2 separate regions of the Mus musculus genome follow, and region 2 is linked to region 1. Evidence: chromatin loops called from intact Hi-C (ENCODE). Cell type or tissue: heart. All regions are shown on one strand.

Evidence for each region. A loop is a pair of places that touch in the nucleus more often than their neighbours do. Peaks named below come from ENCODE experiments on the same cell type or tissue, not always from the same donor. Only the 100,000 strongest peaks of a DNase experiment are listed, where the experiment ranks them.
Region 2: a loop joins it to region 1, with 8 times the contacts of the local background. A loop is called at or near these places in 23 of 42 quality-filtered maps.

The regions. Positions count from the first base shown.
Region 1 is chr10:18,524,487-18,532,486 of GRCm38, forward strand. Nhsl1 (NHS-like 1) reads left to right here. Exons shown (of 7, transcript NM_173390.3): 5 at 1-2,556; 6 at 3,050-3,182; 7 at 6,782-8,000. The coding sequence ends at 7,487. Among named protein-coding and RNA genes, the nearest start is that of Hebp2, 18 kb to the right of the region's middle. In heart, CTCF peaks have their summits at 4,291 (motif pointing left) and 5,095 (motif pointing left); DNase peaks (open chromatin) are centred at 1,035, 1,755 and 2,045; H3K27ac peaks cover 808 bases.
Region 2 is chr10:18,387,227-18,395,226 of GRCm38, forward strand. It overlaps a transcript of Nhsl1 not described here. Among named protein-coding and RNA genes, the nearest start is that of Nhsl1, 16 kb to the right of the region's middle. In heart, CTCF peaks have their summits at 1,644 (motif pointing left), 4,574 (motif pointing right), 6,660 (motif pointing left) and 6,865; DNase peaks (open chromatin) are centred at 1,735 and 2,985; H3K27ac peaks cover 944 bases.

The sequences.
Region 1 (8,000 bases):
GATGTTCTGTGAAAGATGACCATCAGTCCCCCCGTCATCACTGGAACGAGGGTCATCTCATTCATTCACGGGCTTTAGCCTCCTCTGTCCCTGGTGCCACCACGCTGTTATCCCTCCATGATTCAGAGGTCTCTCTAAATGCCCCAGCAAACAGGGAAAATGGATCCCAAGCCATACTCTATCATTGTAGAAACAACCCAAGCTTTCCTGACCACCCTTCAGATGTGGATGGCAAGAGCGAGTGTAGTTATTCGGGGGACAGGGGATGTGGCAGTTCTGAGCCCTGGGAATATAAAACCTCCAGCAATGGGCGGGCATCCCCACTGAAGCCACACCTGGCCACTCCTGGTTGCTCTACTCCCACAAGTAACGTGAGCAGCTGCAGTTTGGACCAAACATCTCTCAAGGGTGATACCAGGTCCCTGTGTTCAGAGGACCATGATGGTTACTATACTACCACTCACGAGGCTGGGAACCTGTACACTCTCAGTGATGGCTTGGGGAACCCCAGGCACAGCATGGTCAATGTTTTTGATGGAAGGGCTCAGAGAAGCCAAGGGGATCAGGCCGCTCACCAGGATAAAATCCTTTCGAGAAACATCTCTCTGAAGAAAGCAAAGAAACCACCCCTGCCACCATCCCGGACCGATTCTCTGCGAAGGATTCCCAAAAAGAACAACCAGACAAACGGTCAGGTGCTCAATGAGAGCCTGATCGCCTCGCTCCAGCATTCACTGCAGCTAAGCCTCCCTGGCAAGGGCGGCAGCTCCCCTTCCCAGAGCCCCTGCAGTGACTTTGAGGAACCCTGGCTCCCCAGGTCCAGAAGCCAGAGCATTGTTAGCGAGGGTAGTAGCTTGACCTCCACCACCACTCCCAACGTGTATTCTCTGTGTGGGGTCACTCCGTCCCAGAGCGACACAAGTAGCGTCAAGTCGGAATACACGGACCCTTGGGGTTACTACATTGACTACACGAGCTTGCAGGAAGATCCAGGGAACCCCACCGGGGGCTGCTCAGCCAACACTGAGGCAGCAACTGGAAACGGGCCAGTACGCCACATCCAGGAGGGGTCGAGAGTCCCAGTGCCCCAAGTGCCGGGCTGCTCAGTTAGACCAAAGATCGCCTCACCAGAGAAGTCACAGAGAGTCACCTCTCCATCCAGTGGGTATTCTAGCCAGTCGAATACACCCACAGCACTCACCCCTGTGCCTGTGTTTTTAAAATCAATGTCACCAGCAAATGGAAAGGGGAAGGCCAAGCCCAAGGTACCAGAAAGAAAATCGTCTCTGATCTCTTCTATGTCCATCTCATCATCGTCCACTTCTCTCTCTTCTAATACTTCTACCGAAGGAAGTGGGACCATGAAGAAACTGGATACAACCCTGGCCTCGGCCCTTGCCCCTCCCCCTCCTCCTCTTCCCCCTCTGCCTTCTCCGTGTCTGGCAGACAAGTCCCCTTTTCTTCCACCACCTCCTCCTCTAGCAGATTGCTCCGAGGGCTCTCCTCTGCCGCCCTCTCCCATGTTCCCCCCTCCACCACCAGAAGCCCTTGTTCCCTTCTGCTCCCCCACCGACGGGTGCCTTTCTCCTTCTCCCACAGCAGTTAGCCCCTCTCTTCCAAGATCCTTGCCTCCTGTGCCAGCACCTCCACCTTTCTTGCCCTCATCAGAACCCCCGCCCGCTCCGCCTCTGGACCCCAAACTCATGAAAGAAAACAGGCCCTTTTTCAAAAACTCTAGCCAGTCCGAATCCTCTAGGGAGGCCCTCAGGCGGCCTGCCAACAAGGAGGAGGGCTGCCGACCCCCCATGCCCCTGATCACCACAGAAGCTTTGCAGATGGTGCAGTTGAGGCCAGTGAGGAAGAACTCAGGTGCCGGGGCAGTCCTGTTTTCTGAACCATCAGCTCAGGAACAACGAACTCCGACTGCTCCACAGTATCACTTAAAGCCATCTGCTTTCCTCAAATCCCGAAATAGCATAAATGAAATGGAGAGTGAAAGCCAGGCTGCCTCTGTGACGAGCTCGCTTCCGATGCCTGCCAAGAGCCAGAGTCAGGGTGACCATGACAGTGCAGTAGAGCGTGGCGGCCTTCCGAGCTGCAGCGATGGAGCTCCAGGCCCGGGTCCCAGCCTCAGGACCACTCTGCTCCCAGACTCTTCACCCAGCAGGAAGCCACCCCCCATCTCTAAGAAGCCCAAACTGTTCCTGGTGGTACCACCTCCGCAGAGAGATTTCACAGCGGAGCCCACAGAGAACGGGAGCGAAGCTTTCCCAGGCGTGCCCAGCCCTACCAGGGCAGAGGGGGAAGCTGTGCGGAGCCAAGAGGAGAAATCCAGCCCAGCATCCCGAGCTGGCTCTCATGCTACGGCCCCCACCCCCGGCAGTCCGGCTCTAGAACCGGGAACTGCAGGGTCCTTATCCTCTAGCATTGTGGAAGCCAATGTCCCCATGGTCCAACCTAATACATCACCGGGCCCCACACAGGAAGAGTCAGGCGAGAACAGTGTGGATGGTGAGAGAAATGCGAAGAGCTGCCTGTCTCAACAGGGCAGAGAAGGTAAGGCCGGCTGCTTTCTACTGCACTCTTCTGATCTTCTGGAGATGAGCCAAATAGGGCTACTGAGCTCTTTTGCAACCAGGTGAAGCAGCCTAGACTTCGGCAAAAGCCGGCAGTGTGTGGGCTTCTTACACCTCATTACCCAAGCTGCTTTGTGAGCATTTTAAAAACTAAGAGAAGAGAGGGAAAGAGAGGGGTGGGGGTGGAGGTGCTGGGAGGTCTGAGGCAGGCTGGGTATTCAGTAGCAGGAGAAACGCTCTTAAACAAATTTAAGAGCAATTTAGTCCAAAGTCTGTAGCAGGAAATAGCCCTGGCTGTCAGGCTAGCGAGTATCATTTCTACCTCAGGAAGAACTCAAACTACAGAGCCACGGGGCTTCGCCATGGTTCTCACACTGTCGGAAATGGCAGCAAAGTGGCATATTTCAGAGCCGGGCAAGGGACTGAAGTGCTAGTCACAGCGTCTAATGTTTGCCTGCCTTTCTTCTCTCTAGCTGGCTTGCTGGAACCCAACACAGCTGCTTCCTCTTCAGACCCCGTGGATGTATCTAAGGAAGAGGGAAGCGATGAGGTGCTGACTCCGACTAAACCCAGGACAACAGAAGACCTGTTTGCAGCCATTCACAGGTATCCCAAACTTTTGTCATATTTTAATATACTTTATAATTTCTTCTTTCTGGACGGGCTCCTCTGTTTGCATGAGGTTTTGTCTGTTGGCTAGCCACGGTTCGTTTAACAGTACTCAGTTTAAAGTGTCGTTCTTATACATTAATTACTTTTTAAAGTTTGATTTCTGTTTTACTTTGTTCCATTGATTCTGTGCTGACATCGAGGGCAGAATGTGATACCTTCTGGTAGACGCAGCTGTGGCTGGCAAGGCACCTAGTGTGCCAGTCATGTGACTGAGTGTTTACAAGATTTGGAACCGGTCTGGGGTGAGGAATGCTGAGTTCTGTGACTTACTGTACATAGACTAGCTCTACAGAGCCACCTTCCTAAGGGTGCTTCAGTTGATTTATTTATTGTTACTTTTTTGTTGTCTGTTTAGAAAAGCCATGATTTCATAGTGCTTTTTGTTGCCTCCTTCAAGACTTTGTTTCCTTTCTGTTTCTTGTCCCCCGACTCTTCTCAGATCTACTCCTATCCAACTTTATGCTTGCGCTCTCTCTCTCTCTGTCTCTCTGTCTCTCTCTGTCTCTCTCTCTCAAATGAAAATTAAAAGCCACTAGAAACCATGGAATACAATCTGTGTTGGCCGGCTCACCTAGCTGCTTCCCTGGAAAGTGATTTGAAATACCCAGTAGCACTCCCTTGAAAAAAACTGACTTTTCCTCTCCCAGTAGTTATCATTTGTGAGTAGCTTCTTGCTGAGGGCTGGGACTCTGCCCTCACTTTGCTCCTTTCTGCTGGGATTTTATCTAGCTTGCGCTTATTCAGGTCTTTTATAGGCTGTGCGTTCATTCCTATGTCTATCCCACCATGTCCAGGAAAATGCTATTTCCCCTGAAGTTGGCTACCACCTCTGGCGTCTGGCTCTAACCGTCTTTTCACCCACTACTTCTATATCCCAGAGCTTTGCTGGTAAGGATGCAAGGCTGAGCCATCCAGTGTCTCCCAAGGAATAATTTTTCTTTGGCAGGAGGAAAAAAAAAAGCGGGGGTGGGGTGGGGTAGGGGAAAAATCTTTAAATTTGTTGCTGTATACCTCTAGCGCCATCTGCTGGCTTTAAAAAGACCAGTTACTTTGTCAAAGGGAACTGCTTGTTACCTGGTAACAACTGATGGTTGATTACCTTAGAGTTTAACTGATTTAGTAATTCAGCTTTGCTTATTACATTGCTTGGCCGTATCCAGATGAGTGCACCCCTACCCCACAGAGGCAATATAGTAGAAAATGATAAGATTCAGATGTGTGCAAGTACTTTAAGAACCAGTGTTGTGTAAGGGAACCCCTAGCTGCTTACAAATCCTTACTACCAGGCTTTCAGATAACGCCTGCGAATATTTCTCTGCCATTAAGACTTTGTTTTGACTCAAGTGACTGTCCTTCATTTCCCTTCTGAGACCACGTACTCTATAAATCATTGGATTCCCTGAATAAGTAATCCATGTTAGCCAGCTCTCAAATTCTGGTGCGTCTGAGTTTAAGTGAAAAGGCCGTTGAGTGTGGTAGAAGAAACCCCCATCCTCACCTAACTATGTGCAACACAGGAACATCTAATGTGGGGCAAACCACGCTGGAATGGGCGTTAGACATTGAGTTGACAGACAATGGTGTGCAGGTTTCTCTCCTCTTGGCTTTGTTTGACCTGTTGCCTGCAGTATTGGTCTAAAAGGCCCAAAAGTCCAAACCTGTTGCCTCACTGGTTTCTTTGATCTCATTAGAAACAGAAAGAGTGGGGCTGGAGAGATGGCTCAGTGGTTAGGAGCACTGACTGCTCTTCCAGAGGTTCTGAGTTCAATTCCCAGCAACCACGTGGTGTCTCACAACAGAGGGATCTGATGCCCTCTTCTGGTGTGTCTAAAGACAGCTACAGTGCACTCATATAAGATAAATAAATAGACAGATCGATAGATAGATAGATAAATAAATATCTTTAAAAAAAGAAAAAGAGAGCTAGCTATCTGGTTCTTTCTTAAAACAAGGAAGTGAGAAATGGGTCTTTTGAAAACAAGCAAATAAAGTCACATTGTAGAGATTTACACCGATGTTCCTAACTGTAGCTGTGCTGGACACATTATAAACACTCAATAAATAGTTTCTGAATTAAATGAAACTAATTGGAACTTAACTGTCCTGAAATTCTTTTGAGACTTTAATGTCTTTCATTTAGCATGGAATGCACCAAGTTTCTAAATATACAGGAATCTGTATTTATAATCACAAGCCACAGAGAAGTGTGTTGCCAAGTTGCTGTGTGTACTAAATACTCTGTTGTAAGGGAACCCAACTGTTGCAAAGCCATGGTTACTGCAAATTTTTGTCTAAAAATACACCAAAGGGCTCTTCTATATTTTATTTTGGCAACCTTCAGAAGGCATTAAAGAATGTGTGGTTTCTGCTAGAGAGACAATGCCATCTCTTACAGATACAGAAATCATTCAGTCTATTACTCTCTGTACACATGGGAAAATTAGAGGCCAAGTAGCCTTAGGAATGGATTGAAAAGAAAAAGCTCAGATACATGCTAATTTCTGTTGTGGCATCAATACTGACTTAGCAGATGTAATCAGAGTCCATCTGAATTCTGGATCCTTACCTGCAGCACTGGCACTCGTGATGTAAAATACAGACGATCCAAACTGAAGCGTAGCTTTCGGAGTTCTAAAATAATGCAAATTAATTCTCTTCAGATTTAAAGCCAGATGGAAAGTGTAGAACACCAGTTGAGGTGTGAAATTTTTATATTTATTGAAGTGATTAGACTTTAAGCCATTGTTAACTATTTAAATGCCATCTTTAGAAACACACACACATACACAGAGAGAGAGAGAGAGAGACTACATGCAGAGATATCAGAAGTTCAAATTTAGTTTATTTTGTAAGCAGCAACTGCCCCCTGAGAATACCAGTTTTGTTTTCCTTTTGTTTTGTGTGTATGTTTTTTTAACTTGCCATTTCTTTTAGTTCTTTTTTTTTAAGATTTATTAATTTATTATATGTAAGTACACTGTAGCTGTCTTCAGAAAATCCAGAAGAGAGTGTCTGATCTCGTTATGGATGGTTGTGAGCCACCATGTAGTTGCTGGGATTTGAACTCAGGACCTTCAGAAGAGCAGTTGGTGCTCTTAACTACTGAGCTATCTCTTCAACCCCCTCTTTTAGTTCTATATCTACAATTAAATGCCCTAAATGTTACAGAGCATCGCTGTGCCTTTTTGTGCCTGAGCACAATCAAAACATTTTACCACAGGCTTGTGGTCCTTGGCTGAAATACCTAAAAGACCGAGAGGAGCAGAGTTGCTCTGGAAGGTAGTCATTCATTTCTCTTGTTGAACTTTGAGTAGGACAGTTGAAGAAAAATACTTTTGGCCACATTCTGCTGTCATGGGGAATCTAGTGCTCTGTCTTTAGAAGTAAATAATATCAGAGAAGCTCTTGGGCTCGTCTTTAATGATGGTGTGTGTGTGTGTGTGTGTGTGTGTGTGTGTTCAGGAAGTGGTCACAGGAAGATGACAGCAAGGTTGCCAAGGACTGACTGTTATTTTAATTTTGTTTTATTTCAGATCTAAAAGGAAAGTCCTTGGCCGGAAAGACTCAGAAGACGATCACACTCGAAATCACTCTCCCTCCCCGCCTGTGACACCCACGAGTGCTGCCCCTAACCTGGCCTCTCCAAAGCAAGTAGGGTCTATCCAGAGAAGCATAAAAAAGAGCACTACCAGCAGTGACAACTTCAAAGCTCTGCTGCTAAAGAAGGGGAGTCGCTCGGACACCAGCGCTCGCATGTCAGCGGCTGAGATGCTCAAGTCTACGGACCCTCGCTTCCAGAGATCTAGGTCGGAGCCTTCGGCAGACAGCCCGGACAGCCCATCCAGCTGCTCCCCCAACAAGAACAGGAGAGCTCAGGAAGAGTGGGCCAAGAACGAAGGCCTGATGCCTCGGAGTCTGTCCTTTTCGGGCCCTCGGTACAGCCGCAGCAGGACGCCACCCTCTGCGGCCAGCAGCAGGTACAGCATGCGGAACCGCATCCAGAGCAGCCCCATGACCGTCATCTCCGAGGGAGAGGGAGAACCTGCTGAGCCAGCGGACAACAAAGCACGCAGGGCCCTGGATGCTACCAGGGTGTGCTCTCTGGACAGACTGACGGGTCAGGAGATGGACCAGGCCAGCCTCCTCTGTAGCGAGGAGCCTGCCTCTGTGGATGGGATAGGAAGGGCTGAGGGCAACGGTCCCTCGGAGCAGTGTGGGGGTACGGAACAGAAGAGTTAGTATCAGAGCCTGCCTCTCATGAGTGAGGCAGGAAGGTGAGCTGTGCATCACTCTAGGAAGTCTCTGTGGCCTTTTCCTGGCTTGTGGGGACCCCACTCAGCATTGGTGTTGGGGAGGTCTCGGCCTTTCGGGTCTCTTAGGACTCACTCGCCGTGTGGCTTAAAAGCAAGTAGAAGCTTCAACTTCTGAAAGTGCTTCCTGGGGAAGATGGTTTGCTTTTGTTGTTTTGTTTTGTTTTTCCCAAAATGCTGGGTGTGTGTATATGTGTGAATTTTGAGTACTTCATTCTAACAAATACACACACTAACGTTACGTATAGAAATAGGAGAAAAGGTCAGAGTTCAGGTAGGGTAATGGAGTCCACTAGACCAGGGTGATAAGTGGTTTCAGCGCATTACGGGTGTGGGAATGTGTAAGTTCACGAAGAGACTGGAAGCCGTTAGTGGGCTGGTTCTAAGTATAGAACATGTCTGTGTGTGCACTTACTCAAGACACACGGGAAACCAGGAAGGG
Region 2 (8,000 bases), 140 kb before region 1:
GGATCCAGAAACAACACCGTGCTACAGGAAAGAGGAGAAAATTAGGCTCTGTTGGAGCATCTCTGCCTGTCCTTCATAGTTCTCTTCCCAGACCCAGGGGGATCCATTTCCACAATGGCAGTTTTATGATGCAAACTGGAGCCTCAAAATCCCTAACAGAAAACTTGAAGGATAAGTTTTTCATTGCACTCTGCTCAGTAGTCTGCACTACTTTGTGGTTTGAGCACAACGATCTGTTGGTCCAGTGTGTATTTTATATACTACCTGCCAGCCACTTAGCAGCCACTTCGATTATCAGTTTAATTGTATATTGCTTGCGTTTAAACCAGTTTTATTTTACATAAGAATGGCTCCAAAGTGCAAGAATATTGATGCCAATATACACGAATGAAACTATAAAGAGATCCTCTTAAATGAGGTGACAAAACACAATACTTTTAGAGACGAGAGGAGCAGAAAAAAAGAGATAACCTCATAAAACCCTCACTGGAATAAACTGCTTTATTTCTTTTTTTAGTATACTTTGCTGTTACTCTTTTATCACTTTTGATCTATTACTGGGCATTGTTCATAGATTAAATTTTGCCATAGGTATATGTGTCTAGGGGATTACATGGGCTCAGTACCCGCTACGGTTTCAGATAGCTACCAACATTGTGGAGGATGGTGACTATAGTATCTAGATCCTGTAACACACATGCAAAGATGGAGCCAGGAGCAACCAAGAGCTTTACCAGACTCTGGGCCCCTCATTTTCTTTCTCTCTCTCTTTCTCTCTTCCTCTCTTTCTCTCTTTCTCTCTTTCTCTCTTTCTCTCTTTCCTTCCCTTCCCTTCCCTTCCCTTCCCTTCCCTTCCCTTCCCTTCCCTTCCCTTCCCTTCCCTTCCCTTCCCCCCTTCCCTTCCACTTCCCTTCCCTTCCTTCTTTCTTTTAAAGATTTATTTATTTTATGTGTATAAGTGTACTGTAGCTCTCTTTAGACACATCAGAAGAGGACATCAGATCTCATTGCAGATGGTTGTGAGCCACCATCTTACTGGGAATTGAACTCAGGACCTCTGGAAAAGCAGTCAGTGCTCTCAACCTCAGAGCCATCTCTCCAGCCTCACTTTCTATTTTTCTAATCAGGGTACCTCCCCCTCCCCCTCAACAGTCCCTCAGCCCTGCCCTGTCTTTGTACAGGACCACTTTTACTCTATTTGTATGTATAGCCATGTCTTGTGAAAATTAAAACATCCTTACAAGAGAAACTTCTTTTTATAATCTAGTCCAGTACATTCTACTTTGTTGAAATTGGTTCTTAAAATTTTTAATATTTTTAAATTTTTAACTATTCCCATCTTTTTGTGACAACCTAGTAGGCTTTTTTGTTTGTTTGTTTGTTTGTTTGTTTGTTTTTTGACAAAAATGTGCACATATAATGATTTAAATAATTGTTTAGCAAGCACAGATAAGATTTACAAGCCTGTGAGCAATCTCTGCCCTGTGTCCCACGATAAAGTTGGTGTGGCACATGGGCAACTTTTTACTTTGTGAAGTTAGGACTTTCTAAGTTTACTTCCCAAGGCTCAAGAAATGTTGAATTGGTGGGTAGGTGCACAAGGACTTAGCTCTAGTGTAAGTAGCCACCTAGTGGCAGCTGTCTGCATCTGACCAGGGTCCTGTGTTGAGTGAAGTCCTCTGATTTCTCCTCTGAGAAAGGCCATCTGTGACTTACAGGGCTTGCCTGGCAGCTTGGGGACGCGTCCCAACCCCTCCATATAGTCTTTCCTTTGTTGATGGGTGGGCTCCATTGCTGTACTTCCCTAACAATTACTGTCTATTGTCTTCATCTTCCGCGGAGAGGTGCTTTCAGCTCTGGCTGCCGCTCCTTAGGATTCCAAGCACTTGGCATTGGGCCCACACATCTGTAGAGTTACAAGCTCCTGAGGTAACTATGCATGGCCGTGGTTTACAAATACCAACACAGACTAGCACCCTAGGATCAAAGCATTCAAGGAAAATGTGCCAGTGTCCCACCTTGCTCCTCAGAAGAGGTAAGAAAGGACTTTTCCCCCCTCAGGGCCAGGGAGATTGAGAAGTCCGGGGAGCTGGCATCCGAGTTGGCCACGGAAAGTGAAGCTGTCAGGGTTTTGGCTCTGTTTAGCTCCATCCTCCCAAACACTTTGATGGTCTCCCAGCCAGCTCTGAAATAGCTGTGAATAGGAATCTGATTGTTGCGTGCCATGAAAGACCAAACAAACTGGCAATTTAGAGAAGTCTTTGTGTCACCCCTCCCTTGCAGCACCCACTTTCTCCACCCCCCCCCCAATAATTAATGTGATCAAATAACCCCCCTCATGTTTAGAAGCCCGAGATCAGCATATCAAAGGGTGGGAAGGGCCTGGCAATCCTTACCAAACTCGCTCTGAGGGAAACAAAACTTATTTGCATAGGAAGAGACTTCTCTCTCTTTGCCTACAGCTGAGGAGTTTCCCCATAACTCCCTGTTTTGGGAGAAAATTGGCCAATTCCCTTTTTGATTCAGTCATTTCCTGAAGGTAATTCCCGAGAGTTGAAGCTCTGGGTCCAAATCCCCTCCGAGGTGGGAATGAATTGACAAGTGGAAGCCCCGGCAGTTTACTAATTCATAACTCTACCCCCTCCTTCTTCGTGTTGCTAAACACTATAATCTGTGACCTGAAAGGAAGAACACTACCAGCAAGTAAATATTGAAAAGGCCCTATGAAGTATAATGTGTGTGAATTGTGCCTGGGGAGCCCGTCTGCTGGGATGAAGTTCTCATCTGCTAATGAAAGTGAGGCGGTGGTTTTACAGGAGGTTGAAAGGAAATACTTTTAAAGTGCTAAGGGCTGGAGTTTAGTGTGTGAGTATTCCGTGTGACTGAGCGCGCACTGTTGTGAATGAATGAACTCTGTGCCACCGAGGACCACTGGGAACCCTGAGAGGAAGTGGAAGCATGACTCACGGATGTGCTTGAACTGTGTATCAAGGTGTGTGTGTGTGTGTGTGTGTGTGTGCGCGCGCACGCGTGCTAACTTCAGAGCCAGATCTGAAGCCTGGTAGGAAGAAAGACCTTGGATCATAGCAAGGAGAGGGCTCCTGGCTTACAGCGCTAGGCTACTACCCACATCTGAGGACAGCGGCCCAGTCTCTTCTGTGCAGTCTCGGGCGTGCATCGCCTGTCCGGAGGATTCACATCACCCTCAAGACTCAGCCAGGCTGGATGTCACTCACGGTGGCTTTGTTCTAAAGGCCTCCAGATGAGATTTATCTAGGCATCTGGTAAGTGAAACTTTTAAGTTTTACAATTTGAACCAAGCTGCTTAAATGGAGCGAGGGATTTGGCTAGAGAAGCCCATGGAGAAGACAACACGCAGTGCGCATCCATTGGTAGCGAAAGTGGGGGCCACTGGGGACCTTTGGCCTCTGTCTCTCGCAGCATGAGTGCCGGGGCTTCCAGAGAAAGGCTCATGATTGTCTGGAGGCAAAAGCTTTTCTCCAAAACTCGTGGAAAGGAAACAGCTCCTTGCTCTCTTGCTTTATACGCTGTAGTGTATTTAGAAAATGTTCAGAGCAGCCTACTAAAACATCCGTGTTATCTGCCTGCCTGCCCCGCCCCATGTTTAGCGCTGCCTATGTGTTTCTACAGTGCTGATATTAAGGAGTTCCTTGGGTGCTACAGTTACCATTCAGTTATTTCTTTCTCTCAGGATAGATTGACAGGCCTATTTCTAAGTTACCTATGTCATTTTTTAAAAGGTGGTCATCTGGTTGAGTTTTGAGACAGTGTCTTATGTGTCACGGGCTGCAGCAAGCCCGTCAAGTAGTCACTGGTAGGCTCTGATCTGTGTCTGCCTGCAGAGTGTTGGGATCACAGGCATGTACCACCATGCCCAGTTTTTGGTCCTGTTTACGGGGTACTGGGGACTGAACCCAGGGACTTGTGCATGCTGCACAGAATTCTACCAACCATGTTATGTCCTTAGCTTACTTTGTTTTATGTTTTAACAGAGGGTTTTACTGTTTTCTTTCTTTAAAAATTTTTTTTTCTTGATTTTTCGAGACAAGGTTTCTCTGTGTAGCCCTGGATGTCCTGAAACTCACTCTGTAGACCAGGCTGGCCTCGAACTCAGAAATCCGCCTGCCTCTGCCTCTCAAGGGCTGGGATCAAAGGCGTGCGTCACCACTGCCTGGCTTTACTGTTTTCTTAAAGGTTATATACTAATTTGTTTTAATTTCTCATGATAATAATCATGCCTCCAAATGCTATCTGGATATAAGACTAAATGTTTAAATATTACTTCTTGGTTTCAGGGTCACGGTCAGTTAAATGGTATCTGAAGGCTTCCGTGCTTCGGTCTCTTTATCCATTCACCTTGAGCCATTAACAGGGTGGTATTAACTACCAGTGCCTTTACTCCTTGGAGATCCGGTACTAATAGCCTGTTACCTGTCCTTTGGTTGATTGTGGTCTACAAATTCTCAAAAAGATGCATCTAAAAATGACAGTGATTTTTCTGGATATGGATCGCCTCTTGAGTTTTGGTGTAGTCATGGCTGTCCCACAAGGTGGCACTATTGCCGTGCTTCAGTGAATCTTTATGTGGAAATCAAGGTCTAGCTCCGCCTGGTTTAAATATCTGTGGTGTCTGCCATTCTGTGTTGTCTCAGTATATTTCTAAAAGGCGAAAGGAAAATGCTAAAACCTTCCTTCTCACATTATCCAATGAATTTTTATTATGAATTCACAGAGTTAAGTTTTGCTCATCATTGGAATCAGGAAAAGGGCTGATGCTGGAATCTCAAAAACCAGGCAAAGTCAGGAACTTCTCTGTGCTTGCTTTCTGAGAACTGGGAGAGTAGTCACTTGGGGGGACCGGAAGTTATGCTTTTAGGAGACAATAGGAGAGACTAGCCTCCATCATGGAGTGGGATTTGTAATATGGGTGTTGGCAGTGAAAGGTTCGACAGGGTCAGGGCTGAGGGGTGAACTGCATTATGAGAGCCAGCAGAGGAGAGCAAAAGCGGAGAGGGTAGAGTGGGCCCAGTACTCTCCTCAGGGGAGGAGGGAGAATCAAGTCAAGACTCCCACTTCTGTTGCAGGGAGCTATGGCTGCCCTCCAGTCGCCAGCACAGCTAGCTCTATCCTTTTCCTTGCAAGGTAACTAACTGGAAACTTAGAGAGCAGACTGAACACCCACTGCTCGGAGAAGGAAGTGGTGGCAGAGACTGTGGTGATGACAGACAGATGTCCACCGATGACAGCTGGGCAGGAGAGCTGAGGTTGGGGGGGATGGGGCACTGTGAGCAGGGGGATCAGAGAGAAATGACCGTGGAAATGGGACTGCGGCTGCAAAGTGAACAAATCCCTTGGTATAGTAGGTGGCAGGGCCGAAGGAGAGGGAAGTGGGGATAGCAAGGGTTTATTATTATTATTGTAAGTGTGTCAGTGGAGAAATTACCCACAGGTCATTTGGCTAAACCTGAGGCCTCTTGTGTATGTCATATTGTGGTTTCAATATGCTGGGCTCAGAGAATGGGAATTGGAGGAAGTGATATTGTAGGGGTGGGCTTTGAGACCCCCCTACTAGCTGCTCATGAGACAATCTTCTCCTGTTTGCTTTTGGGACAAGATGTGAAACTCCATGCACCGCGGCTGCCTGGGTGCTGCCCTGTTTCTGCCACAATGACAATGGACTGAATCTCTGAACCTGTAAGCCAGCCCTAATTAAATGCTGTTCTTTATAAGAGTCCCCTTGGTCATGATGTCTCTTCACAGCAATGGAAACCCTAGCTAAGACAGAGGGGTTGGTTTGTCCCTGCTGAACTACAGACTTGCTCCTTACTCTGAGTATGTCCTAGAAGGCAAACGCAGGCCTTATCCATCTTCTGACTACATATAGATTGCTAGATGGTCTACAGATAATGCATGAGCCAACTGTCTCCATGTGTATCGGATACAGCCTCTCGGGTGGCTCTCAGGTCCTTCTGTAGCAGTTCTGAGCGTCTAGGGTGGAGTCCAGGGGTTTGTAATTTAGTACTGGAAGACGTCACTTGGGACCAGGCTCATTTGGACTCTTTAAATGAAGCAATGCCTGGAACACTGCTCTTTGTTTTGCATGTGTGTGTGTGTGTGTGTGTGTGTGTGTGTGTGTGTGTGTGTCTGTGTCTGTGTGTGTCTGTGTGTCTGTGTGTCTGTGTGTGTCTGTGTGTGTCTGTGTCTCAGGAGCTGTTCACCTTGTGATTCCTCCCCGCCTCCTCACCCGCCGGCAGGGCATGGTGTCTACAGAGGCCAGAAGAGGGCATTAGAATCCCTGGAACTGGAGTTCCTGACTGTCGTGAGCCACCCTGTGGGTGTGGGGAATCAAACCAGGGTCCTCTGGATCAACAGTTTGTGCTCTTGACCACTGAGCCATCTTTTAGCTTCCGTTCTGTCCTTTATCCCTCGTCCATACTGTGCCCACAGTGCCGTAGAGCACTGCTGGGTTTTATCTCTCATGCTGCTGACATGGTGGATGGGTACTCACTCAACTTCTGTTTTGTGACGCAGACACAGGTTTGAAGTTGAAGCCAGGTTCCTCAGCCAGGCAGCGTTTGAATCTGCATACTCCTTCCTAGTGAATCCCACCATTTTCTTTTACTGGTGGTGGCTCTATTGCAGGTGGGTTGTGCGTTCTGCCACCTGCTGGTCATCTACTAAAATACAAATCATGTTTTGAGTCATTCTCCACATATAAGACAGGCTTTCAAACAGGACTGTTCAATAGACATAAATGAGGCATAATGACTGCTTTAGTACAGCCAACTGCTCTGAGTTGAAAGGTTTACATGTAGTGCTGCAAACCTGACAGAGCTAATTTCCTCTTATTTGGAACTTTTATTTTTTTCAGTCCAGGTGTTAAAATTTAATGAGAACAACATGTTTTAAGGGATCAGTTTTCTGTGTTAATCTCACAAAGAATGATCTTTTTATATGCCACATGTCTGTTCTAGGGATAGATGATTTTGGTGGCTCAAGGCATTGGGAGGGCCCTTGAGATTCAGATTCCATGCTGTTGGAGAAGTGTGATCTTGGAAAATGGCTATATTTCCTTGTTATTGGGGTTACTTTGACCATGTGGGACTGTGGGTCTCAGTATTGGCAGGAAGTAACAATTTCCAAACGCTTAACAGAGCACCTGCTTGGTGCAGGGCCCAGCAGGATAAACTGCATAGATGAGAATGTCTGTGTAGTGTGTGACCTCACAGCGACATTTCCTCATTGGGATATCTCTGAGACCCTATGTTCCCGAGCTTCTGTAATTGAAACACACTGAAGTATGTGGTTTCATTTTCATGGTGACAGTCGGAGGCACCATCTGATTCCTTCTGGGTGATTCTAAGTGGTCAGACTCAGGCGGAGTTCGTGCTTAGCGTTGGATGCACCTTTTCCCCTTTCTCCTTTTTGTTTAGGTTTTTGATTTTTATGGTATAGGGATGGAACTTGCACATGCTAGGCAAAAGTACACTGCCTCTGAACTTTGACATCCTCAGCCCCTGGGTTGGATGCATCTGAGACTGTTTTACATTGTAGTTAAGATTAGAAACAACATAGCCATTTTCACTTTCTGCCTTTTGCATGTAACTATTTGTAACACACCTAGTGCCTCCGTTGGCAGCTCAACCTTCAAAAAGGAGCCGTTTAAAAACATACTGCTCTTAAACAGGGAAGAGGAGTGTGAATACACAGCCCAGGAAGGGATGCACGGAACAAAAGCTCTAACCACATGGTCTACTGAACCGGAATCCTTTCTAAAACATGGCTCCAGCGTTCCACGTGGGTGAGAATCTAGGCACCAATACATTTCAGCCGGGTCTGACCTCGTGTCTGTACTCTCTGAGCAGTGCTAGGCTAGCACTCACAAACGGACACCATCTTGTCTGCCCGCACCGCCCCCCCCCCCCCACACACACACAGACATTTATTGGGCTACTGATAAGCACTGAATTCAACTATTG